Regions from separate parts of the Mus musculus genome. Here all the other regions are linked to region 1. A link is a loop called in an ENCODE intact Hi-C map of the cell type or tissue named here. Cell type or tissue: left cerebral cortex. All regions are shown on one strand.

Region 1 (5,000 bases):
TAAAGCCAGAGGGTTTTATAGGGCTTAGGTGAGGAGTAATGGTGTGTCAGCTAGGAGCTGGGATTGTGTCCATACATGATGGCTCATTTAAGGTTTTACGGCTGTAAACAGACACTATGACCAAGGCAAGTCTTATAAAGGACAACATTTAATTGGGGCTGGCTTTCAGGTTCAGAGGTTCAGCCCATTTTCATCCAGGCAGGAGCATGGCAGCATTCAGAAAGGCATGGAGGAGCTGAAAGTTCTACATCTTTACCTGAAGGCTGCTAGCGGATACTGGCTTCCAGGCAGCTAGGTCATGGGTATTAAAGCCCACACCCATAGTGACACACCTACTCTAATAGGGCCACACCTTCTAATAGTGCTACTCCCTAGGCCTAGCACATATAAACCATCACACATGGTCAAAAAGTGAGCCCCTGGGCAGGCATTCTTGAGTGGGGTGCTGGAAACAGGAATATGAAGTGTAAGGGTCCAAGAGTTGCTAAAGGAAAACCCCCAAAGTTAAGTAGTATGAAAAAGCAAAGAGTGTTTATTCTTTGGAAACAAACAGCATTCATTGATCAGCCATTATACACAATGGAGACCCCCGGGGAGAGCATGCAAGCTTCTTCTAAGTGCAGATAGGATAATTCTAGGGATGGTTAGGTCATTTTAAATATGATTGGCTAGGTAAGCAGCAGTTACCTTTTTTATTGGTTGCTGTATTTGTTTTGCCACTTTTGTCAGGCCTTAGATAAATTCCAGGAACTGTCTCAGTCCTGGGGCTGACTGTCTCCCTTAGCCGGATGTCAGGGCAGTTGCTGATTGGTGGCCCATTGTCTGGGGTTTTTCTGAGAAGCCTTGCCTGCTTCCTTGGGAAACTGAGGCTTAAGGCCTAACATGGCTGCCTGTTCTAAAATGGAGTGATTGGGGTCCTCTCAGAGGAGGGATGACATGAGAGTTTGGAGTTTCCTCCATGTGAGTGGGCTCAGGGGGAGGAAGGCAGACCTGTTTCCTAGCTTGGGCAGGGGATGAGCAGGGTTTCCAGCCTAACAACCCCAGAAAACTTCTTAGTTCACGGACTCAGACTGTGGTGGCATCAGTGTGTGTCCATCAGGAGCTTCCTATCTGGGGTCAGTAGATGTGTGTATGTCTCCCCGGGGAAAGCGTTGTCACACAACGGTTTCATTGACTGCTTTCTGTGTGCTCAGTCTCCATAGTTACCTACCAACAGCCACATGGCATTCTGCTGATACGGTGTTAGTGGGAGGCGGGGAGATGGCTCAATTGCTAAGATAAATACTGCTCTTGCTGAGACTCTGTATTAGTAACAATATCTTTTTGTTGTTGCTGTGATACAAAACAATGATCAAGAACAACTTACAGAAGAACGTGTTGGCTCACAGTTCCAGAGGAAGGGCCCGTGTTGTCAGGGGAGGCACGATAGCAGGAGGCTGGAGCAGGAACTCGAATGTCCTGGTTGCTTTTGTTAGTTTTGTCAACTTGACACAGGCCAGAGTTATATAACTGAGGAGAGGAAGCTTAACTATATTATTAATGATTATTGACATGGATGGGCCAGTCACACATACACACACACATACAATCTATAAATAAAAGTATTCTTTTTTTCCCCCACTCTGTAATCTTTTCTTTTTTTTTTTTAAGAGAGAAAATGGGAGTGTACCATAATTTGGCTAAACGCATCAAGGCAGATTTAGGGGTGTAGTCATTTTTCTGTTGAAAGCAAGGCTGTGATAAAGACTTGTATTATAGGGGTACACAATTGGATCCCATTTGCTTCCTCCTTTCTGAGTAGCCTGCATTACTCAAGGACCCGATAGCCTGAAATACCACTAAGCAGCTGTCAACAGGGAACCAGGCCTTCATCTAACACGTGATGGTGTTTTCCACTGATGCCTGAAAGACAGCATCTGAGCCAGATCCGTGGAGGGAGGTTTTTGGAGATTTGCTGTCTCATACCTTGCCTTCCCCCTCACCCCCACTGCCCCATGGACTCGAGCCAATGAGTGCATAAAGGTCTTCCAAATCTTTTCATTCCTAGCCATAAAGGCAGCAGACACAGCTAGTTAAACACTTTGTCCATGGAGCAGATGGGTGAAAAACGTAGGTCCATTGAGGGCATTACTCTGCTTTTCCACTCCAAAATCCAGAGTTTGCCGGAGCAGCTCCAGCCTACAGTTGACAAAGTGTAGAATTCCCTCACCGAGGTCTTTCCAGAGGTCATCCCTGAATTTACAGCGATCCCCATCTGGAGTATGCTAATGAATCTGGTGCTTCTGGTAGACCAGCGTGGTATTAAGATCCTTCGCATCTTGACTCCTGGGGGCCCCCTCTAGGGACCCAGCCAAGAATTCAGCCTGTACTTCAACCAAAATTTCTCTTCACACTTTTTCGCAGCAGTAATCCCGCAGTCAAAGTTTATAGAAACTTACACAGGCTGGTGAGAACCTGACCTCTAGAATAGGATCCCCGAAGCGCCACATGGTGGAAGGAGAGAACCAATTCCCCCCAAGCTGTCTTGGGCTCCCACCCACACCTCTTGGCATAGCTCCACTCCACTTAATAAATAGGTGTAACGTATCTCTACAAGACTTGGACTGTAGCACGTGGTCTCGCATGCTCCTGCAGAACTTCAAGTTGGAGTTGCATCTCGGAATTAGATTAGAGGCAGTACAAGTCTAAAGCGCAGCCTGCTCAAACCAGGTGAGCAGGAGCACAACCCAGCTCCTGAGCGCCTAGCCAGGGGCGGGGCCGCGCGTCCCGCCCAGGAGCCGCGTCACCGCCAAGCGCGCCGCCGAGGCGGGAGGGAGGGAGGGGGTGAGAGAAGGAGGGCGGCGCGGCGGCGCGCATCTGTAGCCGGCTCCCGGGCTATGGCTGGGTGGGCCGGGTTTGAGCTCTCGGCCCTGAACCCCCTGCGGACGCTGTGGCTGGCGCTGGCCGCCGCCTTCCTGTTCGCGCTGCTGCTGCAGCTGGCGCCCGCCAGGCTGCTGCCGAGCTGCGCGCTCTTCCAGGACCTGCTCCGCTACGGGAAGACCAAGCAGTCCGGCTCGCGGCGCCCCGCCGTCTGCAGGGCCTTCGATGTCCCCAAGAGGTAACGTCGGTGGCGGGGCGCGCCCGGCAGGGGGCAACAGAGGCGGCGCAGGCACGTGAGCCAGGGGCTGTCCCCGAGCCGTCCCCGGAAATGACAGAGCATCTCAAGTTGGCCCGGCCCCCAGGGAGCCGCCCTGACTTCTTTACCCCCAGTTTTCCGCTTCCCCTCCCCAGAACTTGAGGTCGTGGAAATTCATGGACTTGGAGGCAAGTTCTTCCTCGATTTCCGCAGTTCTCAGCCCGATCTGTCACAGTCAAGAAAGAAGTCCAGAGTGTGCTCCCCTGGGGCTGTGCAGACATCACTAACCTGCATCTCCACAGGTGCTCTGGCAAACTAGCCCAGTATGCCCTGCCCCAACCCATCCCGGAAGGCTCAGTAACCAAGTTGTGAAATACTAAAATCTTCCGGGGTACATATGGACTCCGCTGAGAATATGTGAGACCCGCCACATGGCTTTCCTTTCCTTTTCTTTCTTTCTTTCTTTTTTTTTTTTTTTTAACTCCACGATGAATTCAGTATGTAGATGGAGAAGTCATCTTAACACAGTATTCTAGATAATAAAGCTGTGTCATTTTTTTTTATGAAATTCATCACGCATTTGCATTTAGAATTGAATTGGAAGGAATGTGATGGGTTCTGACGGATTCATCTAGATTGCTTTAGAAATCTGTAGCCGTTGCCCACCTCTGCAGATGGCGGTGGGGCTATCAACTGGCCCCAGCTATGTCCTGACTGTTGGAGGGGGTCTTTCAGGGGGTTAGTGTGAGAGCAGAGTACCATGTCATTGTGAAGAATGAATGGTAAAGAGATTAAGACCCGGAAGAACTCTTCCTTAGAGGCCCAATTTTAAGACCATCCTACCGTCCTCTTATCCTCGGGTTTGATTGGCCTATATCCCTTATGCTATATAGCAATTTATTTTCTGACTTTTGAGAGAGGTTCTAGTGTCCCCAGAGTTCAAAGCACACTTAAAAATCACTTATACTCAGTCTCTCTGGATGGGACTCCTCAGCTGCTACACTCAAGTCTGCCTTTGTGTGACAGCCAAGAAAGAGGTGGGCCTTCCCTGTATTCATCCCGGTAACACTTGGTACTCTGGGCTTCTTCTAATTCTTAACAGTATTGTGAAATAATTATTCTTTCCTTCTTCCAGAACTCAGAGCAGAACTTCCCAAGGTGTTCAGGTGCTCCGAGGTGACAGGGCCTATTGTTTTTCCCTAAATTGAGTTGGTTTTTGTTTGTTTGTTTTTCCTTCAATACTGGAGAAGGTCCAACAAATCCAGGCCTATAAGGAAAGGCATTTTTAATTGAGACAAAGGTTTAAAAACAAAACAAAACAACCAAAACGGGAATATTTGCATCAAAACATTGTCCTTTGTAATGGCTGCCCCCCCCCCCCCTTTTATATGAAAAGGGGATAACTGGAGTTGACAAGTTTTCATTTCCCTATTTCCAGAGGACCTCCCATGGCATTGTGCTTAGCACATTCATAATGGGGAAATTATAATAATTGAGTTAGAGAGCACTACCACAGCGGAGTTGCTCGTATGTCACATGCTAAGGACTTGAAAGCCTTTCTCCCCTTGATCCTCATGACAGACCTGGGAGGGACCTGCCATCTTCAACATTTTCATCCATGTGTTCACAAATTCAGGCTGGTTGTACAGTGAGTGTGGCGGCTAGCCCTTGCAGCCTGCCTGTCGGTGTAAGATGCCGAACTCCTGACCTCCAGGGTGCCAGGCAAGCTCTTCCACCTTGCAGACCTGAGTCCTGTCTGAAAAGTCCAATGGCAGTGGATTACCCTGGCGGGAGACACTTTGTAACATCTCGGCTAATCCAGATTTTATAGTATTTGGTAACCTTAGCTAAAGTGCTTCCGACTTAAACATTTTTGAATAGTTTC
Region 2 (5,000 bases), 160 kb after region 1:
CACAAGACTAACAATGGCTTTTCTGAGTGACAGGATTTTCAGTAGTATTTTAAATTCTTAATCTGTGCTTTTTTTGTTGTTGTTTCTGCTTTTCCCAAGTTTCCATACTGGGATGTACTACAGTTATAACTGAGAGTTGAAAATTAAGAAAGTAAGTCAACTACTTAAGATTAAACTATATTTTAATAGAAAAGATACATTCTTATGTGGGCAAATGGCTTACTCTACAGGTACAAACTTATTTGTGCTTCTTATCTCCAAAATATAAAAATGTTTAGAGGCAGGTATGGCCTACACCTGGAATCCCAGTACCAGAGAAATTGGCGCTGGAGGATGAAGTGCCTGGAGACTGGCCTGGACTATATACAAAGCAAAGTCGTCTGTCTCAAAATAATCCAAATACCAACAACAACAAGGGAAGCAAGTTCTACTTTTATTTTCTACTATTTATAATAAAAATTTAAAAATTAAATATTAGATTAAATAAAAATTCTTCTAAAAAGCAGAGTTTGGTAGGCATGGTGGTGTCCACCCCTTGATTCCAGTACTCACAATATAAAAATAAAAGTGATTTTGCCAAAAAAATTAATATTTAAAATACAGGGGGTTTGTCATTGTTGTTGTTTAAAAAAAAAATCCTTTAGAGGCTGGAAAGATGGCTCAATGGTTAAAAGCACTGGTTGCTCTTTCAGAGGACCCAGATTCAATTCCCAATACTCACATGGCAACTTAAAACCATCTGTAACTCCAGTCCCAGGGTATCTGATATTCTTCTGGCCTCCACCCCCAACCCCATACACACAATACAGTATACAAAAATACATGCAAGCAAAACATCCATACAAACAAAATAGAATTTTAAAGTAAATAGTCCTTTTAAAAAATCGAAAGCAATAATAAAAACTCACTCTTTATCAATGACTTCTTTTTGTAGATAGGGCAAACTTAAAATTATAAGCAGAATTATTTCTTCATGAATTATACAACAAAAGTGATAACTCAAAATTAAAATTGTCAGTATAGATTATTTAGGTAATTTAACATTTTCAGAGTAACTCATACAGAAAGCAGAATTTCGTTATCTACTTAATTCATAGAAATTACATATATCAGGGTTATTAAAAATGGTTGTAAAGCAACTTATAAATGCCATTATGTAATTAAGCCAATTAGTAAGTATTAAACTGTTCTTACACTTGAAAGTGTTAGATGAGTAATTTTTTACAACTCTACCAGCAATTGAGCTCAGAAAAGAAAAACTGCAGTGTTAGTGATATGCTATCGACAAGGCAATTACATTTCCAAAGGGAAGCTTCATGGATCTGCAAGTACTGAAATAGTCACAGAACAGTTTGGCTATAAAATGTGAAACTTTTATAAATAATTTGCTCCCTGCAAACATTCAGAGCAAATAAATACTTTAGCTGACCCAGCAGCATAAGGAAAGGTACGGAGAGGGGGCATTTCATGTGGTGCTGAGAAGACAGTGAGACAGGAAGAGACCGACCACCTTCTTCTATAGTAACAATACCTGTCTGACATGGCTGAGCATGGACAACAGTTCACTGGCAAACTATACTTCATTCCATATTTCTAACAATCTTGAAATCAACACGTAACTAGTTTATAATGATCAAATAAAGAGGCTCTTCGTGGCGGAAAGCATCTATGCAGTAGATCCATGTCCACAGCATTCATCTCTGAGGTGCCTGCTGTCAGATGGCAGCTGGCTCCTTCAGATGCCAGCCTGAGCTCTCTGGTTCTTCTCTTCTTTCCTTTTGTAACTAGTTACAAGGCTAAGATTCACCCTCAGGGGCCCATTCTTGAAACCCTACAATTAGGCCCTTAAGAGTCCTATATAAAAATGTTAAAATCTAAGTCTCTAGGCTGAATTCACATCAGTTTGAACTCCCTCCAAACTGCAAATGCTTCTATATCAACTAGCCCTTCAATAGCTGTAGAGGTAAGGGGTAGAGAGGTTATTCCCTAAGATTACTATCACACGTTAAAACTTTCTGACATACTCCAAGTCCTTTCTACCCTGGGGGGTGGGGTGGGGTGTGATTTACAGTGCAGGCAAACAGACAGAACAATCATTCAGGAACCCAGTAACTGGCTAAGCATAACCCTAGCACTCAAACGGCTGAGCAATACTTCCACCATGGGCCAGTCTGACTACATACTAATAAGACTTCCCAACACAATACCCTCCTCCAAAAACCTTACCATAAAAAAAAAAATCAATTAAGGCTAAAGCAGATATATTCATAAATTCACAGAAATAGATACAGAAAGCTAGTCATCCAATTGATAACAGTTATTTCTGAAGAAAGACATGAGGTAGAAATAGATAGAAATGTATATCCAGTGTTGTGGCAAATACCTGTGATTCTAGTCCTCAGGAAGCTGAGGCAGGAGGATTATCATGAGTTCAAGGCCAGTCTAGACTACACAGTAATTTCCATAACAGCCTGGGTTACTACACTAAGAGATTCTATCTTAACAACAAAAACAGAAGACAGCCTTCACTTACAGGATTCATACGTTAAAAGATTAGAAAAGAGCTACATACATGATATTCAAGTGAAAACTAAATGCCACTTTGCACTAGAGTGACTGTCATATATCTGCCTCAAACAGAAACAGCACAAACATCCTGGCCTACCAAATAAAAAAATACTGGTGCCCATGCAACTAGTCCCCATGGAATATTATTGTCACTAGAGGGAGTTTTTGAGTATTCCCTCCCTAAAATTGCATCCACTCTCACACAACACCCTTTCAACCTTAACCTTGCTGTCAAAATTACGCCTGCCAGCAGAACTAGACACATCATTAATATATGTTTACACAATCTGTTATCACAAATGGTTAGGTTTCTTGCATTTAATTCTGAATTCTGTTTTCCTTAAGAAATAATCACATACACAACACATGTACATACTCACACATATATACTCACACATATATACTCACAGACACTCTGACACACACACACACACACTCAAATACACATACATATATTTATATTTCACTGGGGTTCATGTCTGACTTCCTTGAAGAAAATAATAGCTTCCCACAAGAAAAGTCACTCAGCTAAATAAACTGGTTTATTATTATTGTAAACAGAATGTAAACATTGAGGTAGGGATCGACGAAAGGAAAAAAAAACTATAAAACTATAGTTTTTAAAAATATAAAAAGGAGGCACTATACTACCAAAGAAGCGCATTCCAACTTTAACGCCAAATGCAGTCATCAAGGGTTAGCAAGTTTTGAATTTGCCTGTGATTTCAGCATCGTAAAATGTAAACAACAATCAAGTTCACCTAAACTTTCTCCAGTTTACTTTTCAAATATTAAGAGAAAAAAATAGAGAATGATCAAAATTCCCTATAAAACCTGTTTATAAATCCATAAAACATTAAAAGAATAAGACTATAAGCACATAAAGCATTTCATTTTCCACCCTTTCCCATAACTATTGGTTTTCTAGTATTTATTCTAGGACTTCCTCATATTGACGAGCAACACAGGCTATATGTAGTCTATATGTGTACACACACACACACACACACACACATATATATATATACACACACACACACACACACACGCACAAATATGGACATATAGATTATATATAGTTACACATACAACAGGACACAATTCAGCTTTCTTTCACTATATGACAATTTTTTGTGTCCTTTTTTTCACAGGTGATCCTGCCAGTTCTTCAAGCTAACCTAGGCACATGTTTCTTTCTCCTAAGATTTTAAAACAAACCAGATTTCAAGTGTTCTGTGGGACTCAGAGACAGTCACGAATTAAGTTACAGCCTATTCATTTTTTTTCAATCAGATATGAATGGGGATGGTCTGTAATTTTCTCTAGTCGCTTTTAAAACTACAACAATGCAATCAAGGGAAATTACCTTGCTGGTGATTTTGGGAATCGTTGCCCTAGTCCAATCAACAACGCCTGTAAAAGTTTCTTCTTGTGCTTTTCTTTCACTGCAATAGAAAACACCAGAGTCTGTTGTTTTTAAAGCATCTAGAAAGGCTTCATGCAGTGTGTGGTTCGGCATTGCAATATCAAAACACCACGGCCTGATCTGTCATCTGTCAGGTCAGAGGCCAAAGCTCTTCCTTCATCTTTCAGGATTCTGCTGACTACCTCGGACTTCCACAGCGGCAGAAAACACCCCACAAAGATACAAACTTCGTGGCGCTACTCCCGGTACCGGGACAGCCAGGACCACATCCAGGACGGCCAGCCCCACAGGCAGAGCGCGGCCCGGCGCGGCGCACGCGACTCGAGTCGGACACCCGGGGCCCAGAGCAGCCCGCGGCCCGAGCCCCGGAACCAGGACCATTAACGGAACCAGCCCTGGGCGGCGGCGGCCGCCGCTCGGACTGCGGATCCCGGCGCGCGCCGGCCGCCGCGAGGGCGGGGGCTCCGCGGAGGAGCTGGCCGCCCCAGCGCCCCATTGGGCGCCGCTCCAAACGTGCCCGAGTGGTGACAGGAATAAAGTGGGTCACAAGGCCTAGCGGGTCCCGGGCGCGAGCGCTCTCGGCGGCCGACTCGGCCTGCCCCGCGCTAACCCCGCGCCCAGTCTCAAGCGCGACGCGGCCCCGGAACCCCCGGGGCCCGCGGGACCCACCGCGCCCCCCTGCCCTGCAGGTAACCCCCAGCGGCCCCGGGACACTTGGCGCAGGCCCGGCTGAGCGCGACTCTCCAGAGCTCCGCGCTCTCCGCGTCCCCGGACCCCGGCCGCAGCTCCTGCCTCCCGGCCTGGCCCGCACCCCCTTGGCGCCCCGCGCCCTGTTCCCTGCCCCGGTCCCACACACTGCCCCCCGCGCCCTCCCGCGTCCTCACCGTGCCTGAGGCTCCGGCTTCCTCCCTCCCCCGCCCGGGACTCTGCCCGCGGCGGCTCGCGACAGCCGAGCGGCGACAGCCGGGACACGCCACGGCTCCGGGAGCCGGCAGCACCAGGGGCG
Region 3 (5,000 bases), 400 kb after region 1:
TGCTAACCCTTCAACATATATATTTTTTAAGGCTTTTTTCTATGAATACCTAAATAGAGAAGTTTACACTTTTGTTAACATTCTTTTTTCATAGAATGAATTCAGCACAAACTTGTTTTTAATGTTACTAAATACTTACTCTAAAATTTATTTTAAACAGCTGTGGGGTAAATGACCGTACAGCAGTACTTTTATGTCCAGCAGAAGACTAACACAGTTCTGATGTTACGCTACCTGAGTTTAAATTCTGCCTTTGCCGGCTATGTCCTGGCTTTATGTAGTTAATGGAAGCCTCAGGTTCCCTTATTTGTAGTATCTAACTCACAGTTATTATTTATAATGCATTTCTTTGCTTAAGAAGAAGGGTCTCAGGTTTATAGTAAATGCTCAATAAATCTCATCTCCTCTGGGCAGCAGAATCCTTGGACAGGAGGCTGATGAGGGCGCCTGTGATTTGTCTGCCTTTGCAGATTTGACTGTGTGGCAAGACAGCCTCTACTCTGAAGTATGAAAATGTTCAGTGAGGTCTCACTCTCTGCAGTTCCTTTCCTCGGGTGTAAGCTTCCCGTGGAATGGCTCTGAATGGCCTGGGATGCCGTGTGCATATCACGCTTTATTGTACAGAAGAAACCAGCTTGGCTGTTGTTTTGAGACAGGGTCCCCTGTGAGGCCCAGGCTAGCTTGGAATTCACTGTGTACTCTGGGCTGACTGAATTCGTGGCAGGCCTCCTGCCTAACATTCCTAGTGAGCCATCACGTCTGCCTTAAAACTTTATCCATGTGTTCACTGGAAGGAGGGCGGGTGCATCCCATGGCCCTTGTGTGGAGGTCAGAGGGAAATGCTGTGAAGTTGGTTCTCCTTCCATCTTTATATGGCTTCCAGGGATTGAATTCAGGTCACCAGGCAAGCGCCTATACCCACTGAGTTAGTCTCTGGCCCCGTATTCAATAATGTAAGATATAGTTTGAAGCAAACCATTTATCTAGCTACTTGCCTCTTTATTGGTCCTCTTTTTATTTGGTTGTGGACATTTCTCCTTTCAAATAGATTATTCTTCTCAGCAGTTCTACTTGGTGCTTAGAACTGACAGAAAGCTGGCAGATATATCTGTCAGGCCTGAGAAGCCCCCAGACCCTGCCCCACCCAGACACTGGCCTGAGTTATGAGCATCACGGGGCTGCCCTGTCCCCAGTGCCTAGACTGTGGGTGTGCTGAGGACGTGACCCCTTAGTAGTGTGTGGTCATTGACAGATTCATTTGCTTTGAATGACTTTGACCAATTGAAGCAAGAATATTCTGATTAGCTAATCATTCATTGAAAAACTTGCTATTCTGTTTCCAAATATTATGTTTCCAGATGTTATGTATACATAGTTATATTTTAAGCTGATGTATTTCATTAGGACAACTATATTGAAAAATGTATACTCTATCACTAAAAAACATTACCAAAAGAATACAAAGACTATTGCTGATTTTAAGGATAAAATTGAACTTTTTTTTTAAAGGTACTTAACTTTTCAGGACACACAGCCAAATGTTGATATTTATAAAGATGAGCTCCAGCTGAGATTGGTTTTAAGGATGCTAAAGTCCTTCGGGATGTCATTTCAGAAACCATTTTCTGTTGACCAGTAACTGTTGTTTTGGCTTAGTGTTCTGGGAAAGCTTTATAAATGTCTAAAACTAGTCCTAATGGGCCCTAAATCACAGCCATTAATGCCAGTTTTTAAGAAGTAAATGTCTCTAGGCTTTGGGTAATGTTGAGGGAAAACCCGCATTACAACCTCTTTTGAAGCGCTAAATAATGAGCCAAGTAGGTCAGCAATGCTATTGTAAATGTTCTAGCAGCAGCAGCAGCAGCATTGGTAGTTTTTATAAATGACAATGGGATGCTGGAGTTTTAGAGATGGAGAGGGAAGTTCTTTTTGTTTAAGCCTTTTCTTTTTTATCCTTTGACTTGCAGCCAGATATTTAAACAACCTTCCACTTGAATCCTTGAATGCCTGCTTGTACGCAGTCTCCTGTGTTCGTTTCTTGCCTCAGTCTTAGTCTTTGAAACAGTGTTTTGTGACTAATCCTTTGTGAGGGAGTGTCCTGGCAAAGCTTTGGACCTTGAGTGAAAATAACTACACTGAATGCATGAGTCAGAGCTGACTTGAAAATAATCCCAGGAAAGGGCTCGCTTCCCAGCGTCCTTCCTCAAGGTCTCGTCTGCTTCTGAAAAAGAAAAGAAAATAGGGACGTGCACTTCGACGAGACAATAAGAAAACAAGCATGCAAGTTTAGCTTCTTAGGGATCGTCCCACTGTGTCTGGATGTTGCCTTGAGACTCCAAGTTTAGCGTGAAGTTCAAAACGAGATATGGGTAGTAGTTAAAAGTTTTAAATCTGTGTACTTTCCTACCCAGCTAATGTTCTTTGCTTCCTTTCCTCTGCCTTCTTCATACCTTTTCCTCCAGAACTGCCTAAAGTTACAGAAGGTGCGTAACACCTTTTCTTCCTATTCTAGTCCACCTGTATGTATCACTTGCTCTGTTATCCATGGGGTGTGTATTTCATGGAGTTGTGTACAGGGATACATGTATTCAAAATCCATATAGTAATCAAACCAATAGTAATATTCATTATTAGCTTCCAAAAGACTATTTCAGGAAAAGAAAATACTACTAACATAGTTTTTTGATGACAAAACACTTGTTTCTTTTCAGTGTTTAGTGTAACACTGTGGTGGGTTATTTAGGCAGTACCTGCCCTCTAGTGGTTAATATGGAGTCACATCTGATAGTTGAGCATCTCCACAAGCAACAAAATGGTCTCATTGAAAAGACAAAGAAGATAGAGCAATGCTTCTCTAGAAATATTTCTAGAGAGTAATCTGTAAATTGCTTATGTCAGAAATTTTAATCTCCTTAACCCCCTTGGGAACTAGCAAAATCTGCCTAATTTATTATCTTCTTCAGAGTAAACATTGCTCACTTAGAATTATCAGGGTTTTGTTCTGAGACAAACAAATGTATTTTAATCCTGCTAAATGAAAATACTCATTTTCAAGTAAAATACCAAATACTAAGAGTATCCAGACTGTGACTTAGTTCCTGTAGTTTATCTTTAGCTGTTTTATCTATGCATGTGAAAACAACAAAGTATAGAAAATGCACTTATACTTTCAGTATTTATACTTTCTTGTTGATAATACACTTCTCACTTCAAAGTTATTTGAAAGGGGCGTGCGCGTGTATGTGTGTGTGTGTGTGTGCGCGCGCACGCATGTGCACGTGAGCGTTGTGTGAAAGAAAGATAGACAGATTTGTTAAAAAAAACAAAAAACAATGAAAATAGCAAAAATAACAAGGGGAAATGCTACGAGGAGAGAATTGTTTCCCATGTTCACAGTTCAGCAGTGTTTTGTTAGAGCAGCAGCCACCAGGGAGAAATTGGGTTCATTTCTTCATGTTTTCTATTTTAGTAGAATTATGTTTTGAGAGATTGTGACTAAAGCCCATTTTAACACTTGTAAGTCAGCAAGCATACTAGACTGCATGCTTTCTGTTGCTCTTAGGACCTAACTTCAGCATCATTGTGGTTCTGTGTGGAAATGAGGTTTGAGACTTGTTTTCATACATTCTGAATCATTCTTTTCTATCCTTCATCTACTAAGTGTGCCCTGTGCTTGTAATCGGCCCTAACTAGCTATCATTTTAACGTCCATGCCAGGGTTCTTCACATTTTTGACAACTTTCTTTCCTTACCTTTTTATCTTAAGAATCTGTTCCAAGCGGAGAGAATCAGAGTGTAGCGGGAGGGGATGAAGAAGCGGTAGATGAGTACCAAGAGTTAAATGCAAGAGAAGAGCAGGACATCGAGATAATGATGGAAGGCTGCGAGTGCGCCATTTCTAACGCTGAAGCCTTTGCGGAGAAGTTGTCCCGGGAGCTGCAGGTGCTCGATGGGGTAAGAGCTGCTCCTGCTGCAGTGAGTGCTGCAGTGGATCGAACACGGGGGCTGGTGACGCTGGTGACGCTCAGGCTTTCTGCCTCGGCACCTGAGCTTTTGGAAGTGGGATTACTGTGTCTTTGTCAGCTTGTTAGTAGCTGTTTAAAAGATGAACTTGGCGCTGAGGAGATGGCTCAGTGGCTAAAGCACTTGCCATGCAAGCTGAGGACCAGGGTTCAGACCCCCAGGCCCCAAGTAAACACTTGGGGCATAGTGGCTCTTCTGTAGTCCCAGTGCGTAACTCAGAGACAGTGGGTCCTCTGACTCGACCAGGCAGATCAGGGAGCTCTGGGTTCAGGTGAGAGAGCCTACCTCAATAATAAGGAACAGAGCAATTAAGGAAGACACCCTACATTTGCTGTCCACGCCTACTCACACAGATGTCAGTGAATATTCACACCTACACACGCGCGTGCGCGCACACACACACACACACACACACACAGACACACACTCACTCACTAAAAACCATTTCCAGTGAAGACATTTGGCTAAGGCTAAGGCTTTAGATATTGGAGTGTTCTTATTATGCAATGGTGGAATAAAAAAGTAGATGACCAGATACCACTAGGGTTTAATCCCCTAGGCTCTGAATAGGTCGTTGCCAAAGAGTAAGCATTTACTAACACAAGAGAAAGGTAGCTGACATAAATGTGGGGAGCAGGGTAGTGTGGGGAGGGGAGAGGAGCTAGAGTCAGTTACCGAAGGGGAGCAGGGTAGTGTGTGGAGGGAGAGGAGCTAGAGTCAGTTACCAAAGGGGAGCAGGACAAGTGTGTGGAGAGGGGAGGAGCTAGAGTCAGTTACAAAGGGGAGCAGGACAAGTGTGGGGAGGGGAGAGGAGCTAGAGTCAGTTACCAAAGGGGAGCAGGGTAGTGTGGGGAGGGGAGAGGAGCTAGAGTCAGTTACCAGAGGGGAGCAGGACAAGTGTGGAGAGGGAGGGGAAGGAGCTAGCGCTTCCAGAGGTGTTAGAACAGAGCCTATGATATCGCTGCACAGTTTCTGAA
Region 4 (5,000 bases), 270 kb after region 1:
CTGGCTTTTGAGTCTCCTTCTGTTTTCTCACTCAGTGATGGATTTGTTCCCAGTATGCTTCTGCTATGGTGTGATGTCACAAGTCCCTCGCCTGATCCAACGGACTCTCTGATCTTAGACTCAATCCTCAGTTGTAAACTCTTTTATTTAGCCTGCCTCAGGCTCTCTGTTATAAACAATGCGATATTAACCATATTGGGGTTTGGGTTTTTTTTTCTGTTTTTGTCATGAACAAAAACAACTTAAGGGTAAAGGGCTGATCTTAGCTCCCACTCCGTCATTGTGGGGGATGTGACAGCAGCTGGATATGAAGCAGCTGGTCACTTTAGAGGAGATCTCTGAATGCCTGCTGGTGTTCAGCTTATGTTCTCCACTTACATAAGCCCAGATATTGCCCACTATTAATATGGGTTGTCTTAGTCAGGATTTCTATTCCTGCACACACACACACACACAAATCATGACCAAGTTGGGGAGGAAAGGGTTTATTCAGCTTACATTTTCCACATTGCTGTTCATCATCAAAGGAAGTCAGAACTGGAACTCAAGCAGGTCAAGAAGCAGGAGCTGATGCAGAGGCCATGGAGCAATGTTACTTACTGGCTTGCTTGCTGCCCCTGGCTTGCTCAGCTTGTTTTCTTATAGAACCCAGAACTATCAGCCCAGGGATGGCACCACCCACAATGGGCCCTCCCACCTTCATCACTAATTGAGAAAATGCCTTACAGCTGGATCTCATGGAGGCATTTCCTCAAGGGAGGCTCCTTTCTCTGTGACAACTCCAGCTTGAATCAAGCTGACACTCAAAACCACCCAGTACATGGGTCTTTACATATTAGGTAATGTAATCAAGATGACCCCCATAGGTCTATTCAGAGACCCATTTCCCAGGTAATCCTAAATTCTGTCCAGTTGATGATTGTCGCTAACCATCATATTGGCCAATACAGTAGAGATAAAGGTGTGGTCCCTGGGAAGTAACAGAGCAGCTTGTGAGGCAGGGGTGGCACTTGGGGGCCACTGTCCCTGGCACTGAAGACAAGGTGAAGCAAAGGAATAAGGAAGAAGAGCAGAAGGGCCCTGACTGATGGGCACTCTGGTAACTGAGACACCTTCAGCAGGTGACTTCTCTCACTCCCCAGAACAATCATGCAAAGTGGGGATTATCCCATCATATAGGAGAGAACACTGAAATCCAAAGACACCATCTAGCTTTATCCAAATCACAATGGTTACAACCAGAGCAGCCAGAACTTGAACTCAGGACAATTTGACTCCAAAGATACTGGCACTGTAGTCCCATGGGCCGCTGTTATAATTACAATTTATTTAATGCCAAATCTCTGAGAACACAGGCCCCTTCCCCCACCCCCACCCCCGTGCATTCCCCTTCTGTTCCCCTCTAATGGATAAAGTGGGAAATGGTTACACCTATCTATGAATCCTACTTCAAGGAAGACAAGAAGAAAGCAGAGTACTGGATGAGCAGGCCAGAGCACACAGCCTCAGATGAGGTCCAACAGCCTCAGAGGGACCCACAGAGGAAGGCATTGAGCCAAGAGAAGAGACTGTAACACGAAAGAATGGAACAGAATCAGGGGGTTTGATGAAACCAGGTTAACCAGTGTGAAGGTTAATTAATACTGTTAACTTGACTGGGACTAGAACCACATAGGAGACAGATCTCTGGGTATATCATCTGTGAAGTAACTTCTAGATTAGGATAACTGAGGTGGAAAAAAACACCCTAAATGGGCTGCAGTCCTAGATTGAATAAATGGGAGGGGGCACCAGCTACTTCTCCCTCCCTGTCCCTCTTCTCTCTCTCCCCAATCCCCCAGTACTCTCACATTCTCGATCTCCCTTCCCCTCCCCACTTTCTTCTTTCTGACCTCTCATGCTCCCGCCTCCATGTCTTCCCCGCCATGGTGATCTTTATCCCGAGAATTGTACACTGAAGTAAAGCGTTCTTCTTTTAAAGTGATTCTTGCCAGGTAAGTCCAAACAAGTAGCTAACACATTCCTTGAATTGGTCATAGCATCCCAGGGCCTCTCCCAACACACAGCAAACTGTGAGCTCTGATAGGGACCAGCCCGAGGCACTAAGAATCAGGAAGAGGACAGTCAGTATAGATGGTCTTTGTATCAACAGCCACTGATATTCTCTTGATTTCACATACTAAGAAACACAAAAGCAATGTAATTTTTTTATCTTAAAATGTTTCTAACAAACATATTTGACATAATTACAGAACATACATATTTTAAATATAAAGGCTAGTTTGTCATATACTGTTTTCCAGTTTGATAATAGTTGATAGGTTGAGTATTATCCCAGGTGACATATTCTTCAAATTAGGACTGAAGTCAATTTGGTTTCAGAGCACCACCTGGTGGATTAATTACCAACAACCATCCAGAAATAAAGTGAATCAAGAGATCTCATGGCCATTAAAGGACTAATAAAGGAGTATGATCAACAACTTAATATTCACAGATGAAAAATACATCTGTGTTTCTACATGCAAGTGCTCTTGCGTCTGCGTGTACCGCAACCTGCATGTGAAAGTCCAAGGACAATTTGTACATGTCTCTTCTCTCTACCGTGTGGATCTGAAGAACTGGACCCAGATCTTCAGACCTGGTGGCAAACACCTTTAATCTACTCTGCCCACTATCTACAACTTCAATAGATGGAAAGAACCTTAAGTACATACTTTTGATAATTCACTCAAGAAGACATCAAATCTGAATAAACCCAAGTCTGCAAGAGAACAGATTTAAACTAATCAGTTATCAATAACCTTCCAAACACACACACACACACTCACATACACAAAGACATACACACATACACACAGAGAAACACACATATACACACACATATATACTCATGCACATACATGTACACACAGACACACACATACATACATAACACTCAGACACATATCACAACACACATACACACACAAATACACATGCACATACAGACACAGAGATACATACACACACACCACACAGAGACACACACACCATGCACATACACACAAACACACACATACACACACCTCAAACAGATATATACACACTACAACACAGAGAGACACACAACATATACACACATCACACACATACATACACATACCACACACATACAGAGACACACATATAAACACACAGACACATGTTCGCATGCACACACAGCAGACTCAGGGTTTGCTGGTGAATTCTAGAAAGCATTTAAGGAAGAACTCTAACCTCCTCTGAGCTGAAGGGAGTACCCTCAGCCTCTACATTCCCAGGTTCCACATCTGCAGATTCAACCAATCACTAATTTAAAATACTTGAGAAAAGTTCATGGTACCAAACACAGGGGCTCCTTTTACTCAACTCACTGCTACTTCCTAAACGATTCAGTGTAGTGACTCTTTGCATGCTGTTATACACTGTTAACTATGCTGTATAGCATTTATATTGTACTAAGTATTATAAGTAATCCAGAGACAATCTAAAGCATCAAAGAGGATATATAAAGGCTATCTGAAAATTCTGTGTCATTCTACATGAGAGACATGAGCACACACAGATTCTGGTATCATGGGGAAGGGTCCTAGAGCCCAGGGTTCCATGAACAACAGTAGTTTCTAATATCAAGACCAGACAACACAATACAAAAACTGTGCTTTGGTTTGAATGTTTGTGTCTCCCCAAATTTACATGTCAAAAGCTAGTCCCACTGTTACATGTTTAAGGGGAGACCTTTGGTAAACAAGTAGGTCATGAAGGCAGAGCCTCTTGGATGGACTGGGATCCTTAGGAAAAATGCCCAAGGGAGTTTAATTCCTAGTCTTCACTTCAGAACAAAAGGTGCTATGTATGGACCAGGAAACGGTGATCATTAGATGGTGACTCTGTTGCCAGCACGAGCTTAGGTTCCATATATCCCAGAGCTCTGAAAAAGAAACACCTGTCGTTTGCTAACTACCTATGTCATAATATTTTGCTACAGCAGGCCAAAATGGCAGAAAAGTGAAACTACAGACTAACATCACTCAAAAGCATTGTGCAGAAATCCTGAACAAATATCAGCAAATTAACCCAAGCAGTGTATAAAAGCCCTACACACTCTTCCAAGTGGGACTTATCCCGGGCGTGCAAATCAGGCTCAACGCTTGAAAACCGGTTAACACAACTCAGCATCTCAATAGACTAAAGAAGAAAAGTCACAATCAATAAATTATTATTACAAATAAATTAATTAATTAAAACATGTAAAAATACATTACCTATTCACAATAAGAAAAAGATTTCCCAATAAACTGAGAATAGAGAACAGAGGGGACCATTTATAGAAACCCATAACTGACTTACACTTTTTAAATTTTACCTAGTCTTTTAAAAAAGATATATTTACTCATGTATTTTATGTATGTAAGTGCTCTCTCTTCATGCACATCAGAAGGGGGAATCAGATCCTATAATTGATGGTTGTGAGCCACCACGTGGTTGCTGGGAATTGAACCCAGGACCTCTTGGAAGAACATTCAAGTGCTCTTAACCACAGAGCCCCCTCTCTAGCTCCCCAGCTGACTCACATTTAATGATGAGAAACTTGAAGCTGGTCTTCTAAAATCAAGAATCAGATAAAGATATTCCCTCTTAACATAGTACTGGGAGTTTGAGCTAATGCAATCAGACTAGAAAAATAAACGCTGAGCAAATGCTTACTGTGAAGGAAGAAATAACACTGGCTTTGTCCATGGAAAATGTGAGCTTTGTATGAGTCAGCGTGCATTACTAAATGAGATGCATGGGGAGACAGCTTCCTTTATTAAGAGAAAAGGTTTATTTAGTTTGCAACTTTGGGTGTTCGAGGGCAATGCGCTTGTATTGGTTCAGAATTGGTGAGGCTTGCGTGGGGCTTCTATGGTTGGGAACACGGGGTAGGGCAAGCAGTTACATCTTGAGCCAGGACTGGGGAGAGAGGAAGGCTGACACCT
Region 5 (5,000 bases), 390 kb after region 1:
AGGGCGCATCTCACCTCTCTCCTCGGAAGGCTAAAGTCCCTTATTAAAGGTAAAGGCTAATTCCTAACCTACCTGGTTAAGAACAGACCTATCTTTGTGCAGTTTAAATGCCGTGTTCCAGAAAGGTACTTTCTATTGCTTAAATGTGGGTTTATGGGAGATCACATCCTCCAGTTGTAATATACAAACAAATCATAATTTAATATGCCTTGGGATGATGGAGGAATATAAGCTCAACATATTTAGCAAACTTAACATGAAATCTAAAAAAAAAAACCATGAAATCTGATTTTCAATAAAAATTAATATGTTGGCTTGCTTCCATTTCTAGGGAGTGAGTGTGGGCTTGCCAGTGGTATCATTACCAAGTTTCCCGTGTGCAGAGTAGATCAAGTGCTGAACCCTGTGTCTGACCCAAGTGTGACTGAAGACAGAAAGTCTAGAGGGGCATGTTACAGAGAAATCCAGGAAGGATGTGGGAAGGCTGGGGAGTGGTTAGATTTGGCGTGCATCTTGGTGGTAGAACAGGTTTTCTAGAGTCACCAGATGTAGAGTGTGAGAGATAGGAAATCCAGGATCGACTCAGGCAGCTGAAAATATGGAGAAACCATTACCTCAAAGAGACACTGAGGGACCAGCAGTTTCTGTTTCCTTGAGTAGCACTAAGTCCTTCAAGTTTCATCTCTCAGTCTAGATACCTGTTGCAGTGGCCAGCCACTGGTGTCAGCTAGCATCTCTCAAGGATGATATGACAGCAACGTGCCTCTCTCACTCCCTGGTATGTCGTTGCAGACAATGCTACAGCTTGGGACGTCTGCATGATTCATCCCTGTAGTCACACGAAGGGTGAAATGGTGACCAGTGGCAGGGGAAGCAACAGATCAACACTTCTCTTTTTTCAGTTGTGTAGAATAGTAAGATGATCTCTGAGGTTCTCAGAAAGTACCACAACCATCATAGCTCACTGTGAAAGCCAGAGGGTCTCTGGGGTAGCAGAGCCACACAGCGGACTGTGCCTGAGCTCCTGCCTCAGTGTTTAACCATAAACGGAACAGAAGCCCAAGGGCTAAAGATGCTCCAAGCAAAATTCATAGCCTGGAAACACCATCTACAAAGTCGAATAGAAAGGTAATGGGATTTTGAAATTTAGAGTGAAGACATTGTGTAGACTCTAAAGGGGCTCTGGCCAACTCAAGCGTGGCAAACACGGCTCTGGCTGGCCTTGCCCTTCTCCCCCATTCCCTCTGCCTTGCCAAACTGAAAGATTACATTCCTGCAGCTAGCCACCAAGGTCTATTTCCTTATTTGGCCACTTCCTCCTCCTTCTAAGGCTGACTACCAAGACACAGCTATCAAAATATTGAAGTCCAGCCATCAAAAGCCTCTCTTGGCTCCTCTAATTAACATGCCCAATTAAAATTAAACACCTCGTTCTAACAGGAGGTTTCCCCTTTACCTTTAGAAGCCACTATGTCCCATGCACTCTGCCTCCTTTCCATTCTGAGACAAATACCCCTCCTCAGTCTCCTTTGTCCCTTCCTCCTCTCCCTCATCGTCTATCTCCTGTGTTTGTCTCTTATCCCTGTCCTCTGTCCCTCTGGGATAAATACATCTCCTTTGTGCTGAGAACTTGGTCTTGGAGTCCTGAGCCCATACTTTTCCTGTCATATTTCACACTCTTAAACTCTCAGAATTTTCTCTACTTCGATGTCTCTCTCCTTTTGACACTGAAGAACAGTCTCCCCATGTCTTGAAACATCGCAAAGAAACTTGCTTCAAAGTATAACTCTATCTCCTTCACTTCCCGTTCCTATCACGTTTCTTCCTTGTTGCCTCGATTCCATAATCAAGTTATCCCAGCCCAGCCTTTGTGAGAAACAGCAAGCCCTGCTCTAGAGAAAGCTACAGCAAAGGTTCCTCCCTTCTAACAACTGGGACCTTTTGCAATGGATAGTTCTTTGCTGTGAAGGGCTATCTTTAATGTTATAGATCGTTCACCACCAACTCTGGCTTGTATCCACTAGATGTCAGCAGACCTCTTTCAGTAATGACAACCAAAAATGTCTCAAAACATTGTCAAATGTCCCTCAAGGACTGAAAATCACCTGAGGTTGATACTCACCAAACTATGCTAACTCAAAGGATACTGCAAAAATGGGCTAATATGTGCCAATATGAACAAGTGGAATGTATGAAAGTATGAAGTCAGAAAAATAAATACAGGTGTAAGGCTGGCCAGAGGAAGCAGATGACATCAGCCGACTTGCCATTCAATGTTTTGGCAAGGACGGGAGGAGTAAATTTTAACACACAGCCATTGTGCTTCCTAGATGTGGCTAAGATGCCAGAACAGTGCTGAATGGGTTCTGAGAGTCAGAAGGATGGTAAAGCGGGAGGGTCAGAATGAACTCACTCTGTCAAGAATAAAGAAGAGTGACTGGATTCTTTCCCAGAATAATGACAGAATGAACTTAATGCAAAGTATGTTGCCCAGAAGGGATCTCATACAAGTTGCCCTACTACCCAACCTTTTGCCCCAACAGATCTGAAGGCTTGGGATCTATGATGGCTAGAAGCACCTTGTGAAATCTCCAGAAAACCACAGTAAGAGTTGTCACACAGGTCCTCACTGCTCTGCAAGACATGCTTTCTGAAGCAGGGAACAATTCTCTACTGGGAAAACAAGGGTCATCTCTCATGAGGTGGATATATTATTAGTTCCACCAGTTCCCCGGTGCAGTTTTAGAAACAACCTGTTGAAGTATGAAAATGGAATAGAAAAGTCGACCAGGTTCAGGAAACACACATAATTTCAAGAATGGATAGTTCAGACTCCCCCCCCATCATTTACTTTCAAGACATCATTTTGGTATCTCTTCTGCAACTCACTTCCCTAGCCACATAGGAGTTCTTTATGTCTACCAAATACATAATGAAGGATTTGATCTGCCTCATAGATAGGTTGACACATCACACTAACTGGTCAGTAACATTGAATTCCTAGTGCATGTCACTCTCACTTGGGGATAGCTCTTAGGAATACTCAGTATACCCAGGGAATCTTTCCTTTCAGCAGAGCTTGTATCAACACACTTTATTATTCAATTTTATATAAAGGAAGAAGTGGCCTGAAGTAAGATGTTTTTATCTCTCATTAATTCAGCCAATATCCACAATCATCAACACTATAGCATCACCAATCATCATTACTCCAATCTACAAATCCTTTCTCAGCACCCTCAGGCTGAAGGCAGAACTACAGAATCCACGGACACTCCTGGATCACTCAGTGTCCCATTGCTGGGAAGAGACACCGTGACCACAGCAACTCTCATAAAGGAAGACATTTAGCTGGAACTTGCTTACAGGTTGAGAGGTTTAGCCCATCGCCATCATGTCTGGGCATCATTTTGAAGTGATGTGTGTAGAGATTTAAAACCCAACTGAGGGCATGAGCAGATGAGTATAGATATAATATAATTTAATATAAATATTATATAATCATTATTATTATTGCTGTTCAGTTATCCAAACAGAAATATCAGAGGCAGAGAAGTGGATACAAAAATCTGGAGTTCAGGAGTTCAGAAGAGTCTAGCCTTCTGGAATACCACTCACTTCTCAACTGTGAGGAGAGCTGTAACATAGGTACAGGGGGTTGGGGGGAAGAACAAAATGGAAGACCAAATGACAACAAAAACACCCAAATGGAATTGTCAGCTAAGATGTCCAAGGCAAACATTCTGGAGCTCAGGAGGAAACACCAGGGAAGTCTATCCAAATATATAGAACTAGATCCTGTGAGAGTCATCTCAAGTAACCCCGACTAGAAGCTGATCATTGTAGCAACAAACATGTCCCTATTCATTATTTCTCCTAGGTCTCCCAAAATTTTATCTTAAGATAAACGGTGCAAATACTGTGCACAGCTCATCTGTCATATTCTTAAGAAATTCATGCCGAGCGGTGGTGGTGCACACCTTTAATCCCAGCACTTGGGAGGAAGAGGCAGGTGGATTTCTGAGTTCGAGGCCAGCTTGGTCTACAAAGTGAGCTCCAGGACAGCCAGGGCTACACAGAGAAACCCTGTCTCGAAAAACAAAACAACAACAACAACAAAAAATTCATCCTATGTGCCTAGTCCTGCAGTGACTTGATGTCACAGGGTGGGTTGGTATCCAAGAAGGTCTCCACCCCACCCCTTCTCAGAAGAGAAGGGAAGCAGAGAATGAGGGAGAGGCTGGGAAGGAGGGTGAGAATTGGAAGGAGGGGTAGGCTAAGATCCACATGCAAAGTAAATAAATAAATGGAAAAAAAACAGCAAAGAAAAAAAGAAGAAAGAAAACCATCCTGGTAGAGTATGTTATCCTAACTTCGCAATCACCTTTTCTAGTCCTACCTCATTGCGAACTCCTTCAGTATAAAAAAATTGAATGGCTTTTTTTAATTTTTATTTTTTAACCTGGAAATCAAAATTTGCAGCACTCAATCCCTGCCAGGGATGCGGCCTAAATGAATCACTTGTCTTATAGCTCGAACTCTCGGCATCATTTATGTTTCTCACACTGAAACAAGCAAGCATCACCTTTAAAACAAAGATTCTATTTCAGTATCTGATGTGAGGTGGCATGGGTGAAGTTTCTAAAAAAACACCCAAGAAGAAGGTCTGTGCAGTCAGGGTAGAGTATGAAGTGGGTAAATGACCAAAGCTGTTTATGGGAATTAAGTGTCCAGAACTTAAGGGTACTAGTGACATCTATCCCAGAGAATCTGACTTAACTCACTAAAGTTCTTCCAAGAATCTAGTTAGCAGGGTTTTACATATGCACAGGAGAGAACATTTAATGCGCTCTCAAATGAGTTGCTACAAATATTAGAATGGGTACGTCTACAAAAAGGAAACATCACCATTATCAACTCCTCAAATCAGCCTATGCTAACAGTTCTCAACATTCCTAATGCTGCAACCTTTTAATACCTTTCCTCATGTTGCAGTGGGT

What was found. A loop is a pair of places that touch in the nucleus more often than their neighbours do. Peaks named below come from ENCODE experiments on the same cell type or tissue, not always from the same donor. Only the 100,000 strongest peaks of a DNase experiment are listed, where the experiment ranks them.
Region 2: a loop joins it to region 1, with 2.4 times the contacts of the local background. A loop is called at or near these places in 9 of 42 quality-filtered maps.
Region 3: it touches region 1 in a loop (4-fold over the local background); 7 of 42 quality-filtered maps call a loop at or near these places.
Region 4: a loop joins it to region 1, with 2.6 times the contacts of the local background. A loop is called at or near these places in 12 of 42 quality-filtered maps.
Region 5: a loop joins it to region 1, with 2.5 times the contacts of the local background. A loop is called at or near these places in 11 of 42 quality-filtered maps.

What each region holds. Positions count from the first base shown.
Region 1 is chr5:76,137,452-76,142,451 of GRCm38, forward strand. Srd5a3 (steroid 5 alpha-reductase 3) reads left to right here and starts at 2,822. Exons shown (of 6, transcript NM_020611.4): 1 at 2,822-3,097. The coding sequence starts at 2,877. In left cerebral cortex, a CTCF peak has its summit at 3,109 (motif pointing right); DNase peaks (open chromatin) are centred at 1,299, 1,934, 2,857 and 3,148; H3K4me3 peaks cover 1,672 bases; H3K27ac peaks cover 1,370 bases.
Region 2 is chr5:76,299,490-76,304,489 of GRCm38, forward strand. Clock (circadian locomotor output cycles kaput) reads right to left here. Exons shown (of 23, transcript NM_001289826.1): 2 at 3,935-4,013. Among named protein-coding and RNA genes, the nearest start is that of Clock, 2.8 kb to the right of the region's middle. In left cerebral cortex, a CTCF peak has its summit at 2,711; DNase peaks (open chromatin) are centred at 2,678, 4,222 and 4,491; H3K4me3 peaks cover 1,332 bases; H3K27ac peaks cover 995 bases.
Region 3 is chr5:76,538,285-76,543,284 of GRCm38, forward strand. It overlaps Exoc1 (exocyst complex component 1), which reads left to right. Exons shown (of 19, transcript NM_001289770.1): 5 at 3,767-3,954. Among named protein-coding and RNA genes, the nearest start is that of Exoc1, 11 kb to the left of the region's middle. In left cerebral cortex, a CTCF peak has its summit at 2,759 (motif pointing left); DNase peaks (open chromatin) are centred at 2,090, 2,749 and 4,413; H3K27ac peaks cover 857 bases.
Region 4 is chr5:76,411,692-76,416,691 of GRCm38, forward strand. No RefSeq gene overlaps it. Among named protein-coding and RNA genes, the nearest start is that of Nmu, 50 kb to the left of the region's middle. In left cerebral cortex, a CTCF peak has its summit at 2,385 (motif pointing left); a DNase peak (open chromatin) is centred at 2,405.
Region 5 is chr5:76,524,005-76,529,004 of GRCm38, forward strand. No RefSeq gene overlaps it. Among named protein-coding and RNA genes, the nearest start is that of Exoc1, 2.8 kb to the right of the region's middle. In left cerebral cortex, a CTCF peak has its summit at 2,020 (motif pointing right); no DNase peak of the experiment used is centred here; H3K4me3 peaks cover 115 bases.